Regions from separate parts of the Mus musculus genome. Here all the other regions are linked to region 2. Evidence: chromatin loops called from intact Hi-C (ENCODE). Cell type or tissue: heart. All regions are shown on one strand. Links, peaks and the distances in the headings refer to the core of each region. The heading gives the core; the rest is flanking DNA.

The links. Peaks named below come from ENCODE experiments on the same cell type or tissue, not always from the same donor. Only the 100,000 strongest peaks of a DNase experiment are listed, where the experiment ranks them.
Region 1: it touches region 2 in a loop (4-fold over the local background); 10 of 42 quality-filtered maps call a loop at or near these places.
Region 3: a loop joins it to region 2, with 3.0 times the contacts of the local background. A loop is called at or near these places in 11 of 42 quality-filtered maps.

The regions. Positions count from the first base shown.
Region 1 is chr16:78,423,320-78,431,441 of GRCm38, forward strand. It overlaps Gm25038 (a small nucleolar RNA gene), which reads right to left and starts at 540; the gene lies at 411-540. In heart, for the core only: no CTCF peak of the experiment used is centred there; a DNase peak (open chromatin) is centred at 4,652; H3K4me3 peaks cover 462 bases.
Region 2 is chr16:78,372,149-78,380,270 of GRCm38, forward strand. Btg3 (BTG anti-proliferation factor 3) reads right to left here and starts at 4,662. Exons shown (of 5, transcript NM_009770.3): 1 at 4,453-4,662; 2 at 1,097-1,275. The coding sequence starts at 1,269. In heart, for the core only: no CTCF peak of the experiment used is centred there; DNase peaks (open chromatin) are centred at 3,813, 3,963 and 4,743; H3K4me3 peaks cover 2,525 bases; H3K27ac peaks cover 2,329 bases.
Region 3 is chr16:78,573,111-78,581,232 of GRCm38, forward strand. D16Ertd472e (DNA segment, Chr 16, ERATO Doi 472, expressed) reads right to left here and starts at 3,578. Exons shown (of 5, transcript NM_001252439.1): 1 at 3,314-3,578; 2 at 2,811-2,944. The coding sequence starts at 2,937. In heart, for the core only: a CTCF peak has its summit at 3,589; DNase peaks (open chromatin) are centred at 3,651, 4,371 and 4,481; H3K4me3 peaks cover 2,768 bases; H3K27ac peaks cover 1,638 bases.

The sequences.
Region 1 (8,122 bases), core at 1,684-6,683, 51 kb after region 2:
CAGCCGTAACGTCCACCCTCTCCAAGCCTGTGCATGTCCCAGTGTGACAGGACTGTGATTTTATGTCTTTCATTGTGAGTCATCATCCAGGAACCCTGAACTCCTTCAATCTTGGTTATTTAGCTCTGGAAATTTTACTTGTAATGTTTCTTAAATCATTTTCCCTCATTGGTCTTGTTATTTGATTGGTCAGCATGTGAATTTATCGTCTAGTCTTCTGATTTACATCCCCACCTTTTCTACTTCTGTATCTTTTTGTTTTTCTTTTTTTTTTTAAATTTTTTTATTAATTTCCCACCCATTTTAAATTAAGTAAGCACATTTTAAAGTGACACAATAAGCACCAGTCACCCACATAGAGTGACTACACAGACAGTACTCTTTAGGTCAAGAAAGGACCCAGTGTCTCAGAGTGTCTCACACAACAACCAAATATACCTCTGCAAAAACAGAAGATAAGTGCTAGCTCTGTGACCTCTCTCCTCTTGTGCGAATCCATAATCTGCCACCGGTTGACAGAAAGGGGCTCAGTGAAAAGACCTTTTTATTTTTATTTTTTTTTGTAATTTTATTTTTATATTCACATTTAAGAGTTTTTAAAGTCTTATTCGTTTTTATTTTATGTGAGAGCATTTTGCTCACATGTATTTGTGAACCATCTGTGTGCCTGGTGCCTGAGGAGCTCAGAGGAGAGTATTGGAGTCATGCGTGGTTGTAAGTCACCAGATGGGTGGTAGGACTGGAACTCAGGACCTCAGTAAGAGCAATGTGTGCTCCCAACAACTGCTGAGCCATCTCTCCAGCCCTGCTCTTTAATTTTTAATGTGTGCAGTTAATTATATTTTAAAGTCTTTTCTTACTTTTTGAAATCTTAAATATTTATCTTATTTTAAATTGTATGTGTATATTTGTGCCTTTGCCCATGAGTACAGGTGCCCACAGGTGTAAGACCCCTAGAGCTGCAGTTACTGGCAGTTGTGTCACCCAATGTGAATGCTGGGAGATGAACTTGTGTCTTTTGCAAGTACTCGTAACCCCTACTCACCTCTTTCATCGCACATGTTTTGAAATCTTAAAAATAATTACTGTATCTCTTCAGGTGTTAAGGGCTTCACACATGCGATCCTAGTAGCCTACCACTAGACTGTATTCTGAAACCTATTATTTTTATGGTTGATTATTTATTTAATATCCTTGTTCTTTTTGATTACTTACTATATAGTTCCACCTTTATTGACACAATAATTTATTTCTCATTGGCTCATGGGTGTTTGGGTCTTCTTGTTGTATGTTTTGGGTTGTAAAATTTTGATTATACTGTGTTTCATTAGGTTATTTTCATTCCAGTATATAACATATATTGAAAATATTCCCTTCCACCCTTCCTTTTTTTCTTTAATTGCACCTCTTTGTTTCCTAGACAGGGTGGTTTCTCTTCTCCTTTCATGCCTTATGCAGGCATATATTATGTATATCTGAAAAGTTTACGATCAATAGATGAGCAGAAACGTGAACTTTGTCCCACTTAGACTGCCTCAATTCACTTAATGTGATCATCTCCAGCTGCAGTCATTTTCCAGCAATTTGTTTGGTTTTATTCCTTAAGGCTGAAATAGTCCACTGTATACTGTACCACATTTTCTTTATCCACTCCTCTGTTTATGCCTAAGTGGATTCCACAGCTTTTCTATTGTGAATAATGCTGTAGTAAGGACCTCTGATACTTCCTCTGACACACTGAAGTAAGTATCTCTGTGGTAACTTGGAGTTACAGCATAAAAGCTATACCTCGCTCTATAAAATACTGATTATAGACATGCAAACCATTGTTGGCATGTATGGTCTTTCATACTTTCACTTACTTTACAGGCATTCTTTGAAGAAGTTCAGTAGACGGGTAGTCTGCCATGCCTATAGAAGAAGAAACTGAGCCTTGGTCAGTCCATATACCACATGAAGGCTTCTTGGCCCACTGCAGGAAGACTAAGCTCAGTCTACTTGCCATGACTGTTGGGAAGATGTTGACATTTCTTTAATTGAACTGGGGTGAGTTCACTGGAGAAAGAGCTTTGAGCTCCTCTCTGTAAGTCAGCTCTGGTTTCCAGTACACTGGAAGCCAGGTGGACGAGGGAGTCAAGGGAGCAAGAATGGGTTTCATCTTGAGTGTGTCGTTTTCTGTTTGCTCTTCCACGCTCACCTCTCTTTAGAGTCCTCTGTTTTTGCTGTCCGCCAAAACAAACCTCTGGACTACATTTTAGAGAACAGGCAGGGGACCTGAAGTTCTAATTCGTTGGCCTTGTGTTTGTTTTCTGTCTAGCTGTACCCAGCATCACCGATTCTCAAGACTCCGGTATCCCTAGTGTCATCTTACCTTTTCTACCACCATGTTGGATGTAGCTGTCTTCAAACAGCTACATAAATATGCTTTCACTCATGTCTTTCCATGCTATTATCTCTCCTATTATTTATTTCTTTTATTGTTATGATTTGTTTACCTAAATTTCCATTATGTTTAATGGAATTTCAAAAATCAAGTCTGTCCAGTTAGTCTTCTTTGTGCCATAATTAACTCCTTCCCCTATACACACATGCCTATGACCTTTCAGAGGTTACCCTGTTGGACTGGACTTCTTTAAGTTGATGTAAATAGATAACATTCAGTGTCTCTGTTTTTAAGGCAAATACCCGAGGCCATCACCTGAGAAAGAGAACATTTTTTTTTTATTTTGGCTCAGTTTTGGAGGCTTCAGCCCATGGTCAGTTGGTTTGTGGCCTTTGGGCCAGGGTCAATTTATGGTGGGAGCAAGCTACTTACTTCCTGTGGCCCAGAAGGAAAGGTAGAGACAGATGTGAGGGCCATCTTCCCCTGCGCTGTGTCCCACTGATTAGAGGACTGCCTATTAGATGCGGACCTCACCCAACAGCAGTGAGTTGTGAACTAAATCTTTGACACGTGCATCTTTGGGGGGAACATCTCAGATCTGACTTATGGCAAACCTCCCCCCAATTATTTTAGAATCCATCCCTCTAGGAACAATCAGAAATCTGTGTAAAATGCAACAAGCTTCTTTTCAATGGATGAGTCTGCTAAGTCTAAGTAAGAGTTCTGGGTAAATCTTCCCAGTTGGCAGCTCACGTTTGTGATCAGTGTTTATTTTTCTCTCTAGTGGCCTAAACTATTGTTCTGTCTCACTGTTTTTCCCAACTGCCGAATCCCTACCCCGCCTAGCAGTTACACAGAGAGAGCTCTGATTTCATTAAGTGGGGTTGTTTTTAATTACTGCTTCTTTCAGACAGTACTAACCCCCCCCCCCCCCATACTCCTCACCGCCTCCATTTCACCACACTATGATGGCTTCAAAGAGGAAAGTCACGCAGTGTACCTCTTTGTCACCGACCCCCCCACCCCCATAGTGCTCCGTGCAGAGGCACTCTGAGACTCTGAGAGCAGAGGGACATCTAGCACACTTGCCAAACTTTATCTTGTATCAAGTACGGCGTAAGCATTTGCATGGTCCTCATCCTTACAGGAACTCCACAGAGAAGAACTATTTCCTTCTGACTGGCTAGTTAAATCTCAGGTAGAGAGGTCAAGGAACCTTCATGCAACTATCGTATATTCTATAATCTATATTGCATACTAAGTGTCACCTCAGGACCAGGCCTGAAGTCCTGCACCCCCTACCACCATCTGACAGCTCCCCTCCTTCTCAGAGCTGATCTAGAGCCTGCACTTTGCAGGCATACACAAGCAAGTATCTTATCTAATTTTCCTATAGATTTTTAAATTTGGATTAAATATTGTCGTGGAATCTCAGCCGTATCCTGATGACATGCGAACACTAATTCTGTTCTCTTTGAAAGGTATGCATTCAGCTTGCTGGGCAAAAGTATCTGTCTCTTTAGGGGCATTAGAGTCTGGTAAGGGACAGGAGACAAAGTATCAATAAGCATTTTATCTGAAATCCAGAACCCCTCATGGGTCTTGTGACAACAGAAGTATTATAACGACATAAAGCTTACAATTTAGGCTTCATTTCCTTCTCTGTAGCTCACCACTCCTGTATTTTAAAATCAACAGTGTCTCTGTGATAATGATAATGGAGCGGCACTGCGTTTCCAGGTGGAATGAGCGCCAGGGATGTTTGGTTTGTAACGGAAAGATGTGAATCCCTAGGTCTAAGAAGAGCTCAGCGGGCGCTCAGAGACAGACCACGCTGATTTCTTTAAGAAAGGCTGCCAGAGGGTGGTGACGCAATGCTGATATTTTAGTAGCATTCTAAGAGAAGGGAAGAGGTGGGGTTTCTCTGGAGCCAGATGACCTCATAATTAGTTCTCAAACAGGCTGCTTAAAGCAATTACGGTGAAACCAAATGTCATTACTTTCTTCTGCCCCATCCGATGAAAGCTTCAACCCCACTCCCTCGGCCCCACAGGGCCCTTGGCTGGCCATTATTCCCAAACACCGTAGCCACTGCTGTCACCTTTGTTTGCAGGCTGCAACTGTCACTGTGTAAAATAAGAAGCGTGGGGGCAATACTGCACACCTCTCCGCCTCACTACTTCAGAGGCACCTAGCAACCTTGTCTCCAGGCAGGCAGCGCTCTTCTTCCTGGTAGTTTATTGCCCACGCACAGGCAGAGGCGGGCACGCTCTGCAAATAGCCTATCTCTTGGCTGACGCCAGCTTGGCAGTGGGGTGGTGGTGTCATTTGGTGCCCTTAGGGACATTTGGTTCTTGTTCTAGGAAGACTGGGGCAAAGCAATAACTATTTCCCCAAAGCTGTTTGTGGAACCAGAAGTTAGGTCAAGTAGTTCTCTGTCTGAGGTTGGATAGTCTGAAATCAAAAAGAATGGGTTTCAACCTTTGTTTTGTTTTGTTTTCCCCAGTGCTTGGTACATTTATGTCATGAATCATCCAGAATGTTCTAAAGGGTATTGAAAACGTGTTTTCTAGGTGTATGCAGGCAATGGGTAAGTCTCCTGGCCGGTTTTGCATTAAGCAACTCCTTAACGATGATGCATGCCAGCTATTCCCATATCTGCTTCTATCTTGAAGGGAAAAGAACCTGCTGTGGGTTTTCCAACCAGGGGACCTTCCATTGCAGGCTTGTCTATTGGACCACATCCCTGTACAGCTGCTTAGACTCTCATCCATTGAAACTCATTCCATTTCTAGACCTAGGATGTTTGCACCATTTTCTGTTTCTAAACTTCTTGTATTTAAAGATTTATTTATTTATTTATTTATCTATTTATTTAATGCATATGAGTACACCACTATTGCTCTCTTCGGACACACCAGAAGAGGGCATCAGACCCCACTACAGATGGTTGTGAGCCATCACGTGGCTGCTGGGAACTGAACTCAGGACCTCTGGAAGAGCAGTCGGAGCACTTATTCGCTGAGCCATCTCTCTAGACCCGTATTTAAAGTTTTGTTTACACACTTATGCACACACATACCCCATGTATGTGTATGGTGTGTGTGTGTGTTTTTATGTGTGTGTGTACTGTGTGTGTGTGTATGTGTGTCTATATGGTGTATGTGTGTTTATATGTGTGTGTATGGTGTGTGTTTGTATGTGCGTGTGTACGTGTATGTGTGTGTGTGTGTGTGTGTGTATGTGTGTGTGTGTGTTTGTATATGTGTGTGTACATGTGTGTGTATGGGTGTGTGTGTATGGTGTATGTGTGTGTTTTCATGTGTGTACAGTGTGTGTGTGTGTTTATGTGTGTGTATGTGTGTGTACAGTGTATGTATGTATGTGTGTATGGTGTGTGTGTATGTGTGTGTATGTGTGTGTGTATGTGTGTGTACAGTGTATGTATGTGTGTGTGCCTATATGGTGTGTGTGTGTATGTGTGTGTATGGTGTGTGTGTATGTGTGTCTATATGGTGTGTGTGTATGTGTGTATATGGTGTGTGTATGCGTATGTGTTTGTATGTGTGTGTGTATGTGTGTGTGTATGGTGTGTATGTATGTGTGTGTGTGTGTGTGTGTGTGTGTACAGTATGTGTGTATAGGTCAGAGGACAACCTTGGGCATTGCTTTTGGGTCCCAGGATTGAACTTAGGTCATCAGACTTGGCAGCTCATGCCATAACCCAATGACCCATCTCTCCTAGCCTACTTCTTGTTATTATATTTTTATCTGCATTTCAAAGACTTTCTCCAGCAAGGAGCCCAGGATAATGAAAGCCTCTTTGGGAGGGAAACAAAACTGTCCTGATAGTGATTGATCAAAGGATGGAAGGTCTCAGGTTTCTAGGAGTATAAAGGTTTGGGGGTGGAGGAAGGGGTGATGCGTGGAAAAAATTGAGTGCTTCTGGGTAGAGGGATGATGTAAAGAGATCAAAAAGGGAAAATGTTTTAGCCTCCATTCACTCACAATATTATTATTGAATCTCTACCGCCTGCCAAGCCTCCAGCTAGCAAGAGAGGCAGCTAAGTATAAGAAAACTTATTGATGAGCCCATAGGCAGGCAAGACGGAACTGGAGAGGGGCCACGAAACAGGAGCAGTGGCCGATTCGGTGTATCACATCTCCTTGCAAATGTTTTGGGATCTCCAATGGGGATAGGATTTCTCCAGTGGGATGAAGGGAAATGATGGAAGTTTATTATTTTGTTGATTTGGTGTTTTGAGTCAGGGTTTCACCGTGCAGGGTGCAGCCATAGCTGGCCAGTCACTGAATGGACCAGGCTAACGTCTCATTCACAGAGCTCAGCCAGCATTTGCCTCCTGAGTGCTGAGGTTAAACGTGTGCAGCACCATGCCAGGTCAGCAGGGGACATTTACGTCATTTTATTTTTAATAATGGCTCTATCTAAAACGTGCCTATAAGAACCCAGCACCTACCTGGTAAGAGCCAGTGGGCACCGACTGCAGCAGGTAACAGGGCGGCAACAGGGTAGCTGTGTCTAAGTAGTCATGCCAAGGAGTTGGGAATCACGGCACCAAGCAGGAAAACTTGAAAGACTAATCAGTGAATTTGTTTTACTGCTTACGTATTTTTATTTTACTCATTAAAAGTTTCCTAACCTTTATTTTTCTATATCGTAGGATCTTTAGAAAATGTTTTAAATGATTTTTTTTTTAATGTGCCTTGGTGTTATACTTGCATATAGGACTCTGTAAGGGTCTCAGATCCCCTGGAACTGGAGTTATAGAATGTTGTGAACAGTCATGTAGATGCTGGGAATTGAACCTAGGTCCTCTGGAAGAGCAGCCTGTGCTCTTAACTGCGGAGCCATCTGTCCAGCCCTACATCTTGTTTAATTTTTTTTTCTGAGCAATTCTCAAATATCTCTAGTCATCTTCCTTCATAGAGCCACACAGATAAAGTCAAGGTTAAAAAACAGGAGGGTACGTTGTAGTAGAACATGAGAGAGCTATTCTTGAATAGTCTGTTTAATAGAGCTATGAATCTCAAAGTATTCTTTAAAAAACGTTTTATTGATTCTTTGTGAATTTCACATCATACACTCTAGTCCCACTAATCTCCCTCTACCCCTGTACCCTCCCTCCACTCTTGCAACCTCCCCCACTACAGAGGGGAAAAACCAGTTGTGGAAGCCATATTGTGTCATGGTGTGTCCTACAGTGTATCTTTTTGTCCATATGTCTTTGCTTGCAAGTGGTCATTGCAGTGAATTGTTGGTCTGGTACCAGGCCTCTGGCTTCTGCTACTTTGTAAATTCTAGGACCTCACTGGGACTCCTCTCCTACAGTCTTGCATCTGTAAAACCAACCCCTTCATGTACTTCATTGATGGGGTAGATGTTAGGTGGGCGGGCTAAAAGCCCTGGATTTGGGTCTGAGAGATATCAGGGCTGGTCGGCCTGTTGGCTCTCCTGCTCTCACACCCTAGGGGCTGGCTCACTCAACAACCAGGGTTAGCTCAACCCTACTATCCAGGCAAGGTACAGGGCCAGTTCTTCCACTCTCATGACCCCAGGGGCCAGCTCTCTTGTCTGCCATAGGAGACAAGGAATGAGGGAGGGGAGGAGGGTGTCTCTCCCTCATCATGGCCACCGCACTGCAGACAAGAGGCAGAGCCAGCTCTCCTACGCTCATGTCCTCAGGCCATTTCACCTGAAACACCCACAAGCAGGGCCCA
Region 2 (8,122 bases), core at 2,109-7,108:
GACCTACCTGAAATCTGCCTTCTCAACAGATACACCTCTACCAAAGTGAGCATGGCAGGGCATGTTCTTGTACAGCTTAAAGATTCGACAGTTCTTTATTTTAACTTACAAATCAAAATACAAGTAAGCGCGCTCTTCCTCCTCAGTGCTGAGACTATGGGGAGCACAAGCTCATGGAACGTGGGAGCCATTCAAGACCCGCTTTAAAATCCTCACCCCAGGACTTACCACTGGCGGAGGTACACAGCTGAGTACTGGCTTATACCATAATATAATATAATATTCATAATGTAAGGGAGACCATCACCACAAAGGCCAAGAACATGCTAGGTTGAAGACAGTCTTTCTACATTGCCCTAACTGTCAGGGAACTCACTACGTAAACTAGGCTACCCTCAAAAGTGACAGAAATCCTCCAGCCTCTACGCCCAGAGTGCTAGAATTTAAGGCAGATGCCACTCTGTCTGCCTTTGCCTGGTTATCTTACTTTACCATTTTCTCTTCTTTCTGGTTTTTCGAGACAGAGTTTCTCCCTATGGTCCAGGCTGTCCTGGAACTTCATCTGAAGACCAGTCCAGTCTCAAACTCAGAGATCCTGCCTGCCTGTCTCCTGAGTGCTGGGATTAAGGCCTGTGTCATCAGTGCCCTCTTCAAAAAATAAAATAAAATAATAATCACAATAATAATACTAAAAAGTACAGCCTATACATTACCTTTAGATACAAAAACAAACTACTTTCTCTCAACTCTAATCGCCACGCTCATTTCTGAGAGATTAAGGTCCTCTAGATTTGTGAAGAGCCCTAGGCACTCATGATAATAGCAAAAGTCTACTCAAGCAGGAGCCAAACTCCTCACAAGGACCTAACTGGTGACCACAGCTCTGGCCTCCCAAGGCTAAACCGTGGAATTCCATCAACAAATATGCATACTTTAAAATGAGCAAGAACAAAATACCATGACAGCCCAGCGTTTTGTGTTTTTCAGATAAAATCCTAGTAGGCGATTTCTAAATACCCTCCAGCCCTCTGGCCTTGTAGTCATTACACAAACTGATCTTCATTTAGTCCAATCCAACCTTCTCCGAACACCTTACCTGTAGGCCTGACCTTTGGATGGTTTTTCTGGATACCAGTGATTTTTATATTTCTCTTGAAGTATTTGAGTTAATTTCTCAGCAAACCTCTCAACTGCTTCTTTTTTCAACTTGTCATGCTTTCGAACTAGCCTTGTGAAAAAGAAGACAACAGCCGCAATTTCGTTCTTCATTTTTCCCTGTAAAGATAAATGTTTTCTTAGAAACAAAACACAAATTAATCCAAACAACAACAGCAACTACACACACACACACACACACACACACAGAGAAATAAATTTCTGTAAAATATGCCCCTATACAGCGTTCCCTTTCAATTTGCCTGGTCTTTTCTTGCCAGTAATCATTACTAATGGTTTGTAGTCCTCAGGGACCTATTAGGAAATACTCCTGGGGTTCTTACTACTTGGTTTTAAGTAGTTCAGTGAAGAACACAGCATATTGCTTCTGACAACTGAAATAAATTCAGAAACCAATATCAAAGAATATTAGTAAATATTACACTACATGAATCAAATTCTAAGTAAAATGTAAAGTTCTGGGAAAGGACCTGAAATTTAAAAGAGAAGAGTCCAGCACTAGGGGCTGAAGAGCAGGCTCCATGTCCTCCTCCTGCAGAGGAGTCGGGTTTACTTCCCCCAAAGCACTCGACAGTTAAGAAGCACCTGCAACTCTAGTTTCAGAGGGCTCCCTTCTGCCTTTGAGGGCACCAGGCACACACGTGGTAGCCGTACATCCATGCAGGCAAAGCACTCATACGCATATAAAGTAAAAAATAAATCAGGTACCGTAGCTCCGTTTTGGAGTCGTCCCCCCCCCCAAAAAAAAGGTTAAACAGCAATGACATTTCCAGTAATTCTATCAGCTATGAGCCCAGGAATTCTAAAATATATGTTCAAGAAAGAAAGAAAGAGGGAGGGAGGGAAGGAGGGAAGGAGGGAAGGAGGGAAGGAGGGAAGGAAGGAAGGAAGGAAGGAAGGAAGGAAGGAAGGAAGGTAGGTCCTTGTCAACATTATTCATGACAAAGTAGAAATACTCCAAATATCCCCCAAATGCTGACTGGACACATAAAGTATGGCTTACACGTACAACAGAACTGGTAATTACAATAAACGAAGCACTAACACGTGCTATAACACAGCAAGCAGAGGTAACAAACAATACCACACTAAAATTTCCGCCATATATACAACTGTCCAGAGCAGGGGAGTCTATACAGGCAGAAAATAGACTGGGTGGCCTACAGGCAGGAGGAGCAGAGGAGCAGGAGACAAGAGTCTAGGGAGTCCAAGGTTCTTTTTCTGCTGAGATAAAACTATTACTCTTGAATAAAATTGTTACACATTGAAAGTTTTTCAGCATTGAAGCTTTTTATACATATTCTTTCAGGTATAGGTATATTTTCCTAAAGAGCTAAAACAAGAAATAGTGAGCATTAAAGTGCATTAAGCAGAGCATCAATTCAGGATCACTCACAGAAAAATTAAATGAAATAATCAGTTACATTCTGGAGCTGCATCAAAGGACTCTTAAAAATAGAAAATCTGATTGATCATTGATTAATCCAGAAAGGCTGATCAGGCGTTCTTTTGAATATGTGTGTGTGTGTATATATGTATGCTTTGAGATGAGCTCATTCACTTGGCTGAATGGAACTTGGAGATATTCTGATCCAACATTTACTAAGTAACGTCATCTTTCTGGGCGCCAATGTCGGGCCCTAATGTATTGACTATACAGTGAACTAGCTTAACAACAGTCTGGCAGTCTGGTCTTATAAATTAAAAAAAAAAAAAAAAAGATGAAAGAGAAAAAAGAAACACCGGTTTTTAAAGATTTACTAAAACTGCTCTCTTAAGTTTCTTGTCTAATGTGATTTTTACTCTGCGTGCAAATGCAAACGAGGGTCCTCAGAGTGAAGGAAATTCTATATAGTATCTGAGATTTGTCCTGGCAGCCCTACTCACTCGGATCCTAGACGGAAAACACCCAAACGTTCCTCTTGGATGCTTAGAATGCCTAATACACCCTCTACTGCTATGGTCAGCCGGTAGATAGAATCCTCACACACCAGTGGTGGGCACATAGAACTTCAGTCTACTACAACTGCTGTGCCACCTCCCTCCTCCTGCAGTGTGAGGCCTCTTCCGCTCTCCGAAGCTTCCTTTATACTTCATGTATAGCACCTTGTGATGGACCAGCAAAACCCACTGAAACTGAATACACAACTTGGGCGAGGATGTCGCAGATGGAGCCGCATACGCTCCACTCCAAACAAGATAGAAGACTCACACTAGAGAAATGTAATGATTCCTAGACCCCTCTCATTCACCAACTGGGCCAGTACGTGCTACCTAACAGTTTGGGGGATTTGCTTTTTGTTTCCTCAACTTCATATTAAAAAAAATAAATAAATAAAATAAAATTAAGGAAGGAAAGAACCACTTAGCGGTTGCTTTTTGGTTTGTAACAGAAGATGAGTCATACGGACTTATTTATTTTTCTGTTTGAAGGAATGGAATAGCTTAAGAATTAACCCCCTCTTATCAGTGTTCCAGAAGTACCAAAGGCACAGAGAAAGGTCTAAACCTCGGGGGAGGGTGTGTGGGGGGTGTGAATACCACCGGGGACCGGGGGTGGGGGATTAGACCTTAGGCGCCTAGTGCCACCCACACTGTCCCCCAAAGCTCCCATTTTAAACACCGCTTGGTGACGTCACCCCAGGACGTCGTCACCGCGGCGGCTGCTCCTCAAGTTCTACTTTGTTCCACGAGCTCGGCCTTCTAGGAGTTTCTAACTTTGCAGTCTCCCCACCCCCCACCCCCCCCAACCCCTCCCCAGTAACGAAAAAGCCACTCGCAGTTTCTAGAAACCACAACTTCTCCAGGTGGACGCTGCCGAGGTGGAGGGGACGGCAAGCGTGGTCGCGCCGAGAGGCCCTGACCGCCCCGGGCGGCTTTGGCCAGCGGGATCCAGATGCAGCCGGATCGGGCTCCCCTCCCAGCCCGGCGCGGGTGGAGAGAGCCCCCCACGCGCTCCGAGTGGACGGCCTGCGCGCCGCGTCTAACCTGTGCAAACAAACCGGCTTGCCCCTGCCCGCCCGCTGTCGCCTCCCCGGGGGCGGCAGGCGACGTGGCACGCGCCGGAGGAGGCGTCCCAACCCCACCGAGGACCCGCCGCCGCTCCCCTCCGCGCCGCGCATCCCTCGGCCGCTCCGCTTTCGACGTGGCGGCGGGCGCGTCCCAACCTCCCTCCGCCGCGATGCCCGGGGGTCCCCGCCGCGTCCCCTTATGCCAGGCCTGCCCTCCTCACTGCCACCGCGTCCCCGACTCCGACCCCCGGCGGGCTCTCCTCACCGCCGCCGCCGCCGCTCCGGGGGCTGCACCCTCGCCGGGTGCGACCGCGTCCCGTGGCCGGGGAGCCGAGCGCGAGCGCCGCTGCTGCGTCGTCGGGCCGCCGCCGCCGCCGCTGAGCGCGCGCCGACCAGACTGGCGGGCGGCGGAGCGCGCGGCCGACAGGGCGAACGCAGTCCCGACGCGGCCCACGGGGGGCTCGAGGCCCGGAAGAAGGGAGGGGCGATGACTAGGAGAGGCCCGGCGCCGCGAAGAACCAATCCGCGCGCCCTGGGGGCGGGGCTTCCCTCGGGCCCGCCCCCCTCCACCGGTGCGCGTGGCCGGCTCCTGCCTCCGGCCGCGCGCAGAGCCTGGGCTCCGACGGCCGTGCTGGCACGAGGTCGCAGTGCCTCCTGCGCGAGCCCCGAGGGCCTTGCCTCCCTCAGTGGGGTGGGCAGGACGCTTCCTCTTGGCTCTTCGGCCACTCCTCCCCACGCGGGGCTCTCTCCCTTGGATCCGCCCGCCTCTCTGCTGCCTGAGGGCAAGTTCAATCCGGATTCTGCTTTGATGGGCTCTCCCCCTCCTACCCACCTCTGCACGAAGCGGCTGCGGAGGGGAGCTTGGCACTGAGGGCTTGCCAAGTCCCTCCGGTCGTGAGGTCACTAGCTGCCTCCCTGTACGTGAGATGGCTTGGGTAAAACTCTTACCTGGACACTTGGCTGGCAGAGCTCGTGCCTCCATGTGACCGTGGCAGCCTCCTGTTGAGTACGGGGTGTCTCTGCCAGCACTGATGGCCCAATGGATGAGTGGAGTGGCCAGGCTTTGTATTTCTCAGATACTTCTAACTCAAGGACTTGGGGGGGAGGGGTAGCTTTTAAGCCTTGACTAAACACATAAGAAGAGGGAAGATAAACTTTCCGAAGAAAGGCCCATCTTTCCGTCCCTTAGGCTGAACTGGCAGCTAGGTGTTAGTGTTGTGAAAGCAGCTGATAAGTCAGACAGGCCGGAAAAACACAAGACACTCATTAAAAGAGAATTTAAAAATGCAGATTACCATTGTTTTTTTTTTCATTACTTATTTTCTTCATTTACATTTCCAATGCTACCCCATAAGTCCCCCAAACCCTCCCTCCCCCCACTCCCACTTCTTGGCCCTGGTGTTCCCCTGTACAGAGGCATATAAAGTTTGCAAGACTCTTTCTCTTTCCAGTGATGGCCGACTAGGTCATCTTCTGCTACATATGCAGCTAGAGACCAGCTGAGGGGTGGGGGGTGGGGGGCTCCTGGTTAGTTCATATTGTTCCACCTATAGGGTTGCAGATCCCTTTAGCTCCTTGGGTACTTTCTCTAGCTCCTCCATTGGGAGCCCTGTGATCCATCCAATAGCTGACTGTGAGCCTCCACTTCTGTGTTTGCTAGGCCGGGGCATAGCCTCGCAAGAGACAGCTATATCAGGGTCCTTTCAGCAACATCTTCCTAGTGTATGCAATGGTGTCTGCGTTTGGAGGCTGATTATGGGATGGATCCCCGGGTATGGCAGTCTCTAGATGGTCCATCCTTTCGTCTCAGCTCCAAACTTTGTCTCTGTAACTCCTTCCATGGGTGTTTTGGTCCCAATTCTAAGAAAGAGCAAAGTGTCCACACTTTCGTCTTCGTTCTTCTTGAGTTTCATGTGTTTTGCAAATTGTATCTTGTATCTTGGGTATTCTAAGTTTCTGGGCTAATATCCACTTATCAGTGAGTACATATCATGTGAGTTCTTTTGTGATTGGGTTACCTCACTCAGGATGATGCCCTCCAGGTCCATCCATTTGCCTAGGAATTTCATAAATTCATTCCAAGAACTAATTGTTAAAGCTTTATTTAGACTATGTTGGTGATTATAGCCTTGTGAGCCTCAAAAATAATAATTTTTTACCAGAAGTATAAAACCCTCAAACCATTATAAAACTAGTGTGCTATGCCTCTATTTTGTGAGAAGCACTTCTACTATTGTGAAACTAAAGCTATTTCTCAATTTAAAGGGGGTGCTGTCATATACATCCGTGGGACTATTCCCGGAGATGTGCTTTCGTTTAAAACAAATAATCACATTGACGTTGTTTTACTGCTAACAGCTCTTAACTCTACAGTTTCACAAAATAGGTAGTTACAAACATTTTTAACTGCCAGGAAATTTCAAAATCTCATGACTAATGTTCTATGTAATTTTTTTCTTTGTTTGCTTTTTTTGAGATAGGGTTTCTCTGTGTAGCCCTGGCTGTGCTGGAATTCACTCTGTAGATCAGTCTGGCTTCGAAACTCATTGAGATCTGCCTGCCTCTGCTTCTCAATGCTGGGATTAAAAGCGTGTGCTGCCACCACACTGTGATGGCTCAGTGAATTAAGATGGCTCGCATGCCCAGTTAGGATCCCTGTGATAATAATTAATCATTATTAATCTATGGTTATATATAACACTGTGGTTCAGACAACAGTACCATAGCTAAAAAAACTAAACCAAAGGTGAAAACCCCTGAAATCTCACACATTCAGTAAGACTGCACAAATCTGAAACACCTCTGCCCTCTCTCATTTACTTTGCTCCCACATTGTAACTCCTTTCACGCTTTGCAAAACTTGTCCATGGAGGCTGTCAAGATGGCTCCGTGGTTAAGAGCAATTTTCCCTTTCTGACAGGAGAGGTAGTTCTTTGGCTTCTTCAACAGGACTCACCTATTTTCCAATTCATGACAGAGTCTGAGTTCTCTCAGTGAGTTTAGCCTACAGGTACATATCATGCATGCATACATACATATAAAGAAAGAGGGGAGAGAGGAGCTTTAAGAATTGGTGTGAGTGGTTATGGCACATGGAAATCTCAAGATCTATAAGGCCATCATCATTCTGGAAGTCATCAATAATTGAAATTAGCATTTGAGTCTGAAATTTATATCTAAGATTTCTATTTTAAGGCCTTAAGGCACATTTTTATTTATTTTTTTATTAATTATTTTATTTGCATTTCACCTGTTGTCCCCCTTCCCATTCTTCCCTCCTCAAACCCCTTCCCTATTCTCCCTCCTCTTTGCCTCTAAGAGGGTGCTCCCCTGCCCACCCATCCACTCCTGGCTAACCCCTCCAGCATCCCTCTTAGATGGGGCAACAAACCTCTACAGGACCAAGGGCCTCTCCTCCCATCGATGCCCGATAAGGCCATCCTCTGTTGCATATACAGCTGGAGCCATGAGTCCCTCTGTGTGTATTCTTTGGTTAGTGGTTTAGTTCCTGGGAGCTCGGGGGGGGGGGGGGGGTGGGGGGGCTGCTTGGTTGACACTGTTGTTCTTCCTATGGGGTTGCAGTCCCCTTTCAGCTCCTTTGGTTCTCCTAACTCTTCCATTGGGGTCCCTGGGCTCATTACAGTGGTCGGCTGTGAGGATCTACATATGTCTTAGTCGGATGCTAGTAGAATCTATCAGGAAACAGGCTCCTGTATGCAAGCACTTTTTGACATTAGCAATAGTGATGGAGTTTGGTGTCTGTGGATGGAATGGATTCTAAGGTGGGGCGGTCTCTGGAGGCCTTTCCTTTGGTCTCTGCTCCATTTTTTGTCCCTGGGTTTCCTTTAGACAGGAACAATTATGGGTTAAAAGTTTTGAGATGGGTGGGTGGCCCCATCCCTTCACTGGAGCCATGTCTATCTACTAGAGGTGGT
Region 3 (8,122 bases), core at 1,452-6,451, 200 kb after region 2:
CACAGCAAAAAGACAACTCAGAGCCATGCCTAGAATACAGAGTCCCTCCAGTAAGAGCAGCCTGTGTGAGGCCAATCCCCTTTCATCCTTTGTCTTTGTTGCAGAAGTACACACGAGCACATGGCTCTTCAACAAGAGGCTCATTATTAGGAGGCTAGTGCTGTTTCATGTAAACACTCTGAAGTGTATATAATGGCGTTTTATTTCAAATGTGTGAACTAAAACCTAGCCCAGCTGTGGTGGTCCTCCAGACACTGCATTTCACGTGGGCTCTTTGCAGAAAAAAAAAAATGTTTGAGAGGAAAATGTAAAGTCTCTTAGTTAACAGCAACATCACCACAATCCAGACAAAACTATACTAAACCTGTAAATGTCCCCTTCAAAGGTCCCTCTTACATCCCAGTTATAGAAAGGAGACTACAATAACTCAAGTCACTGACAAAGGTGAAGAATATACCCCGTCTTCACCTTTTCCCACTGGTTTTAAAAACGTGTGAAATGTGTGTGTGTGGTGTGTGTTGTGTGTTGTGTGTGTGTGTGGTGTGTGTGGTGTGTGTGTGGTGTGTGTGGTGAGTGCCACAACTCACACACGGAGGTCAGAGGGTGACTTGAGGGACCTGGCTCTTCCCTTCCACCCTGTGAGATCCAGGAATTAAACTCAGCTCCTGAAGCTGGGCATCGAGTGTCTTTCCCTGCATCCTGCCATCTTGCCAGCCCTCCACTGATTTTTTTTAAAAACACGACTTGGGTGGGTACTGCTATAAAAACTGACTTTGGTGGAAATCTTTCTTGATCTTCCCACAGCAGTAGGACAATATTAAACTAATGTGCATAACAAATAGCTCATCAGCGCAGTAACAATGGAAATCCATTTGTGAGCACAAGGAACTGACAATCAAGACAAACCGAGGCGGTTTTTGAACTTCACCTTTAACACAGAGGATAAAACAGTTCTAATCCGGATTGAGAACCGTTTTTTTTTTTTTGTCTTTTAGACTAATAGACAAGTATTATTTCAAAAAACATAGCACCGGGGTCATGTTTACACATCAAGAGCTACAATGCTCACAGTTAGTTAAAAGGCAGCTTCAGAAGGGCCAGGAAAGCAATTATGAAAACTGAGGTCTCTGCAGTAAAGTGTTATATGGCATGATGATTTACGTATCAGGAAGCACCAATTAGGGAAAGCTGGCTGAATCAAAAACCAATTAGGATTCGGGAGGAAGGATTTCCAGCATCTATCCCACAGTTCACTACCTATTGACAGTAGATGAGTGGGACTGAGGTCACAGCCACAAGAACTAGATGGCCGGGCTTCGAAGCCTGGGACTACCAATTACTAGCGATGTGCCTTCAAACTGCACTCCTTAGGTCTCTCATGTTCCATTCCATCACATTCAAACAAGTAATCATAGCAGGCATCCCAGAGCTATTTTGAATGAAGATAATCCAGTAAGACGCTTAGGGCCAGGCTTGGCACAGATGTGCTCCCAGCAAACATTTGCCTGGCACAGAAGAACAGCTTGCTGACGCCACTCCAGCAACCTGGAGCAGCCCACCCACCCACCAGGCCTCAGTTTCTTCCAGACAACACAGAGATTGCAAGTTGATCCTGTCTGATGTCTCTGCCCTTCTAAAATGTAAACTTCCAGGAGGTGTGAGAACACACAGGAAAAAAAACTGTTTCCAAAGAGCAGAAGTGTGCCCTCTCACTGGGGCACAGAGAACATAAATATAAACTCCACACACACATAAAAAAAAATCGTCATTTCTAAGTCACGCTTTTAAAACTAGGTGTAATCACTACAATTTACTAAAGCCAGAGTAACAAGCATACTACTTAGCCCACAGAAACTCCATGATGCGCCAAGACAGACACCATTTGGAAGCTACAACACTTCTGAGTAACAAGTCCTAACAGGAATGGCAAAGTCTATGATCTCAGTACAGGAGTGTGCTTAGCAATAAGGATACATTGTCCCTCTTAATAAGACAAAAAAAAAATCATGAAAGTCTTTAAAGACAAAATGAAATGTTGTTTTGAAACCAAGCCCTTAAGCATCTAGGTATTTCAAAATATTTAGTATCTAGTAAGATCTTTCTCTACTGACAGACACATTAGAACCTCAAAATTCAAGTTATACACAAATTTTTATTTTGGGGGAAATTTTAAGATTCTTCTTCAGTGTGACTCATAGATACCCCAAAAGACTTGGGGTTTCACTGTGACAGTGCAAATAGAAAGCTCACAGCCCATGTTTCCTGGAAACATCTAGGACCCAGTTATCTGTGTACCCAACACAACCTTCAGCAAAAGGTTTAATTTCTCAAGCATTTCTTTTACACATTCTCACAATGGTACTGGCATCGAAAGAATTGAAAAGTCCTTTTTTAAAAAGATTATTAATATTAAAGGAAGTTATTTAAAATCTGATATAAACAACTTAAAAAAATAAAAGTTAGTTAAAATTCACCACATGATGGGAAAAATAGAGACTAAGTTTGGCAGAAAGGAGTAAAATTATATCTGCCCACGTGTACGGTCATGTTGATTCTTAAATGTTTATCAGACAATACCTGCACTTCATTTCATATTAGTTAAAAGGAGCTTAACATTCTGTTATAAAGACAAACATTTCCCTCGACTCATAACTATTGTTAACTCTGGCTTCATTTCCAGAAACCCTTAGCAGATCTTCACTTAGGACAATCTCTAGGCTTTCAAGCAGTTGCAGTGTTACCTCCAAACATCTCAGCCTAAGTTGCACAAAGTAGTACGCGGCACGCAGTTAAAACCGCAGAATCCTTACCCTCGAGATTTAGCTCGAAGCAAATGTGGCAGAAGGAGAGCGTGTCTTTGTCTGTTCCCAGTTTACAAACACTGCAAATGTTGTCATCATTCAAGTCAATGCTTACAAACTGCTCCTCTTCGTTCATAGTGCCCCTATGAGGAAAGAGAAAGGAGCAAGTTACACAACGGCAAAAACTTGCTTATGGCCTGCAGTAACCGACCAAAAACCCCCCCAAAAACCGAAAAAGGAGGCGTTTGCAACAGCCCTGTCAGGCAAGCATCGCCATACCTGGAGTTACAGTATCACAGTTTTACTGCGAAAAAGCAAAAGGGCTGCCCACAGGAGACACCCGCCTCCCGGGTCGCGCCGGCAGACACCCGGCCTGTCAACCAACTTCGGGTCGGTCGCTGTGGCCAGAAGGAGCCGCTGGGACGCGGCTTTGCCAACTTCTGGGTGAGCGTCTGGAGGCGTCCCGCTAACTCGGTTACCCGGCTCCCCGGCTCCGCCGCGGCAAGACGCACGTGGGGACTGGGACACCCGGGAAGGATCGGCTCACGTCGGAGACTCTTCAGCCACGGACCGGAGGGTCCCGGGGACGCCACTCGAGGATCGTGGGCGTCCGGCACGGCGTGGGATCCGTCTCGTCTGTCCGTCCGTCCCGGCACTGGTCCTGAGCACCAGAGCGGCTCAGAGAAGGACCTCTACCGTCCGGCTCCGCGGGCCACCGTCCGCGCGCCACGATCCGATCCGCACTATTGTTTCCGCCGGCGCCGCAGCGCAGACAGCAGCGCGCTCCGCCCCGCCCGGGCCGCCTGCGCCACCCCGAGCCGCCCACGGGGAGAGCGGCCGGGCCAGCCCACAGCCCCAGGGCCCCACGTGGCCACCCTAGCGCAGGGAGTGTAGCCGCCCTCCGCCCGCCCCGCGCCGCCCCGCGCCCCCGTGCGCATCCTCTTGCGCCTCCGCGGAGAGCATCTCGCTCCCCTCCGCGTGGCGCACATGGACCCGTCCGGCCCGCCTCCCTGCAGCCCCTGAAAACTCCAGCCACTTGCGGATTGCAGGAATGGGCCCACGGCTAAGCCTGAGGGGTGGAGGAGGAGAAAGGCACACACGCGTGGGGAGTGTATTGCTTCAAAACCAGGAGCCTGAACCAAGTATTATCCTTGAACTCCTGTTTCATGTTGGTTGACTTTCTGAATGAGATAAAAGTTGATAATTCAGATATCCCGATTTAGGTATAATTCTAGAAGCAGAGCATCTTTTCTTCGAATTATGTATCACGATGTGGTACCTCCCATGCACATCCACGGAAAACATTCCCGAGGCTCCGCCTCTTGTTTTTAAGTCTACCCCTTTCCTAAACTTTTTTTTTTTTTAGTATGTAAATGTACTTTCATCATCTGCTTGACTCCTTAAGCCTTGCCTAGGCCACAAGTCTACGCAATACTTTCAGTTACGTTTGCTATGCTAGTCTTTCTCAACAGTCCACAGAAGAGAAACAGGAAACTCGGCTCTTGCAGTTTAGTGGTGACTAACCCTTTATCGCAGTTTCTTAGAAACAAAAACTGGAGCTTGAACTCAAGGCTGCGGAGGTAAAGCCACTAATCAAGGACTCAAAAAAGTCATCTGTGCCCATGCTACCGAAGTGTGGTGGATGACTCAAAGACCCCATGTGGCGTTTTTACAAATGCAGAATCCAGAAATCAATACCTTGCTCTGAAAAAGACCCCCAGATCCATGGACCTGAGGTGCCTCAGCGGGGGTGGCATGAGGTGGGATGGGGGAGGGGGAGTGTTTGCTATGGCAAACCTGGCAACCTGAGCTCCATTCCCAGTGGAACGGAAGTACTAACTCCACAAAGCTGTCCTCCAAGAGTGTCCCACAGTCACCAGGACACGCCCCCCCATTAATAATAATAATGAATATTTTATAGGTCCCTGCCCCCTATGCATATTAAAATTTGGGGTGTGTTAAATATCTTGCATTTTGGATTCTACTCATTTATTTAATTAAAGTGATTTTTACAAAGTTTATATTTGTATGTGTATGTTTGTATATGTGGTGTGTATGATGTGTGCATGATCATATCCTGGCATGTGTGTGGAGCTCAGAGGACAACTTCAGATGTCTGTCCTCATTTTTTTTTTTTAAATCTTGTTTGAGAAAGGGCCTCATTGCTGTTCATAGGTGTGTAGTGTAGGCTAGTGGGCCAGTGGGCTTCTCATGATCTCCCTGTCTCCAGCTCCCATGTTGCAGTAAATGTGTTAAGTTTGTTTGTTTTCTCCTGGTGTGTTAGTCAGGGTTCTCTAGAGTGACAGAACTTATGGAATGTATATATTGTGATGACTTACAGTCTGTAGTCCAACTAACCCAACAATGGTCAGCTGTGAATGGGAAGTCCAGGAATCTAGTATTTGTTCGGTCCCACAAGGCTAGTTGTTTCAGCTTGCCTTCTGTAGAAGTAGGTTTCAACAGATGTGCTGGCAAGTAAGTGCAAGCAGGCAAAGAAGAATGATTCTTCCTTCTTCCAAAGTCCTTATGTAGGTCTCCAGCAGAAGGTGTGGCCCAGATTAAAGGTGTGTGCTGGCACAACTGAGTCTGGGACTTGTTTTGTCCCAGGATGACTTTGAACTAAGAGATCTCTTTGCCTTAATCTCCTGGGATTAAAGGCCAGTACTACCTTGGCTGGGCCTAAATTTTTCATGGCCGCTATGCCTTAAGATCACCATGCCAAGATCCAAGTCAGAAGCTTGTGTCTTCCAGCCTCAAGATCTGGATCACAGGTAAGCTGTCCAATTCTAGATTGTAGTTCATTCCAGGTATAGTCAAGTTGACAACCAAGAGTAGCCATTACACTTGGATCTGGGCAACTGAACTCTGGTCCTCATACTTACATAGAAAGCTCTTTACCCACACCTTGAAGCCATTGCAGGTCCACAGATCTGAGTGCTGTTTTCGGATGTAGGTACATATTTAGGGAATTTGGGGTAGGACCGGAAATCCTGCACTTGTAGCGAGGCCGCATGAAGTCAGTGTTACTGACTCTTGTACTTTCACTCCATCAACATGGACATTGGCTGCTTTTTTGAGGCACTGATGAGTTACATCATAATTCATCAGTTCTCATAACCGATAAGCTTTCAAGATCGGTGGCTCTATGTTATCTGTCTCTCTATTCTCTTGGGTAAATAACTAGGGCAGAATTGCTAGATGATATGGTGAACATTTGCTTATTTTGTGTCAGGGTACGTGTGAATGTGAGGATCAAATCCATGTGAGTTGCACAAGTACCACACCACTAACTCAAATTCCCATTCAGTTTAAAAAGGAAATTGCCAAATGTGTTCCCTCAGTGCTTATGCAACTTTAGACACTGAGAATCGTTGATATACTCTTAGTGAATTGATACCCGCTATGGCTTAAATCTAAGACGCAGTCCCCATAGGTTCATGATCTGAAGGCTTGTGTATCCTAGCGGTTGGTACTGTTTTAGGGACCACGAAAATTTCTGGAGGCAGAACCCAGCTAGTAGAAGTGGATCACTGGGAGGAAGTCTGAATATTATTAGCCTGGTCTTTAGTGCTGGCCCAGCACTGAAGACTCTGTTTCCTACTCTCCCCATATGTACACATCCACTGCCATTTAGTTCACATCAGCTTCCAAGAGCTGCACCACCTCCCATGCCTTCCCTGCCGTGGGATGTGGGATGAGCTGAAATCCTTCTGAAGTCCTGAGACCAAATAAACCTAAGTTGTTTCAGTCTGGTGCTTGTGTTACTGTGGTACAGAAATCACAAATACAACTAGTTTTATTTGAAAATGAAAGGGGGAGCAGCGGGGGCGGGCTCCTGTTGTTGCAAAGAATATCTCTGAAAGGAAAGAGTCACTGGGCAGCTTTCAAAGCCAATCAGATCCTGTAGAAGAAAAGACCTGGGTTCAGAAAGAAAAGGAATGCAGAGAGAAGACACAGAGGAACAAAACCCAGAGTGCTAGTGATCTCAGATATAACAGCACCCAACCTAACACACATGTATGACTGCAGTACTGGGGGCGGCAGGGAGGAGAAGGGCAGTGGGGGGAGGGGGACAAGCTAGAGTTGATGAAAAGTATCAGCCATATCTCAGAAGCTCAACAAACCTGAAGCTAGACAAAAGAGTCCCAACGAACACATAATGAAAAGAAAAACAACAAGGAAAAGAGAAAAACCATCAAGTAGACCGAGAAGAGAGATGCATTTAAAGAGGAGTTGAGAAACTGCTACAGTTTTCTTATTAGAAATCATACAAACCCGAAAAACCTGGAATAAAGACTTTCACAGGTGGAAACAGAGCTGGACTCCTAAATTTCTGTTTACCCAGTGTAGCTCTGAAAATAAAGACATCTCCACACAAAGAGAAGCAGAAGATCTAGCCATTCTTAAGGAAATGTTGAGAGAATTCAGTCGACCTTTCAGTTTATTTGAGAGATACTAATGGGAAAACACTGTATTTGGAGCCTTCGGTACAGTAAGGCACAGTAATATGTGACTCTAATCATAGAAACCATTAGAAGCAGAATCTTTAATGTCAGAAACGCTTCAGAAGATTATGCCAAACCAACTGGGAGAATCCTAGAGATATAACTCACCAACCCCAGGAAACAGCAAGCGTAGAGATCTCAGGCCTAGTCTGTGAGGAACTATGTTTAGCCAACAACCTGAAAAACTTGGGCTTCGTTTCAGCATCCTACGGACATCCTAATTTTAGCCTCAGTGGACCCAAAACAGAGCATTCAACTGAAATACATTTTACCGGATATTTTTTTTACCCATTGTCTCCATTAATGTTCTGCTGCTGAGAGGAGACACCACGACCACAGCAACTCTGATAAAAGAAAGGATTTAATTGGGGCTGGCTTGCAGTTTCCAACGTTTAGTTTATTATCAAAATGGCGGGGGGGATAATGGCAGCCTCCAGGCAACGCAGCAGTAGCTGAGATTTCTAGCTTTTGAGAACCTCAAAGCCAACCCCCAGTGACATACTTCCTCCAACAAAGCCACGCCTCCTAATCCTTTCAAATAGTGCCGCTCCCCTGTAGCCAAGCATTCAAATCTATGAGCCAGTGGGAGAAATGGTTATTGAAACCATGCCTAGCCAACCATGAGATAATAAATGGATATGGCCTTAGGCCATTAAACATGCCTTAATTTGTTATGCCAGTTTTATGAAACTGATACAGTGAGTATATATAAAGTTTTAGAAAAGTTTGGAGTTTGTTTAGAAGTTATTTTGGCGGCATTCTGCTTGATTGTCTCCAAACATGTTTTTAAACTCAGTTTGTAAGTGCATATAGCTG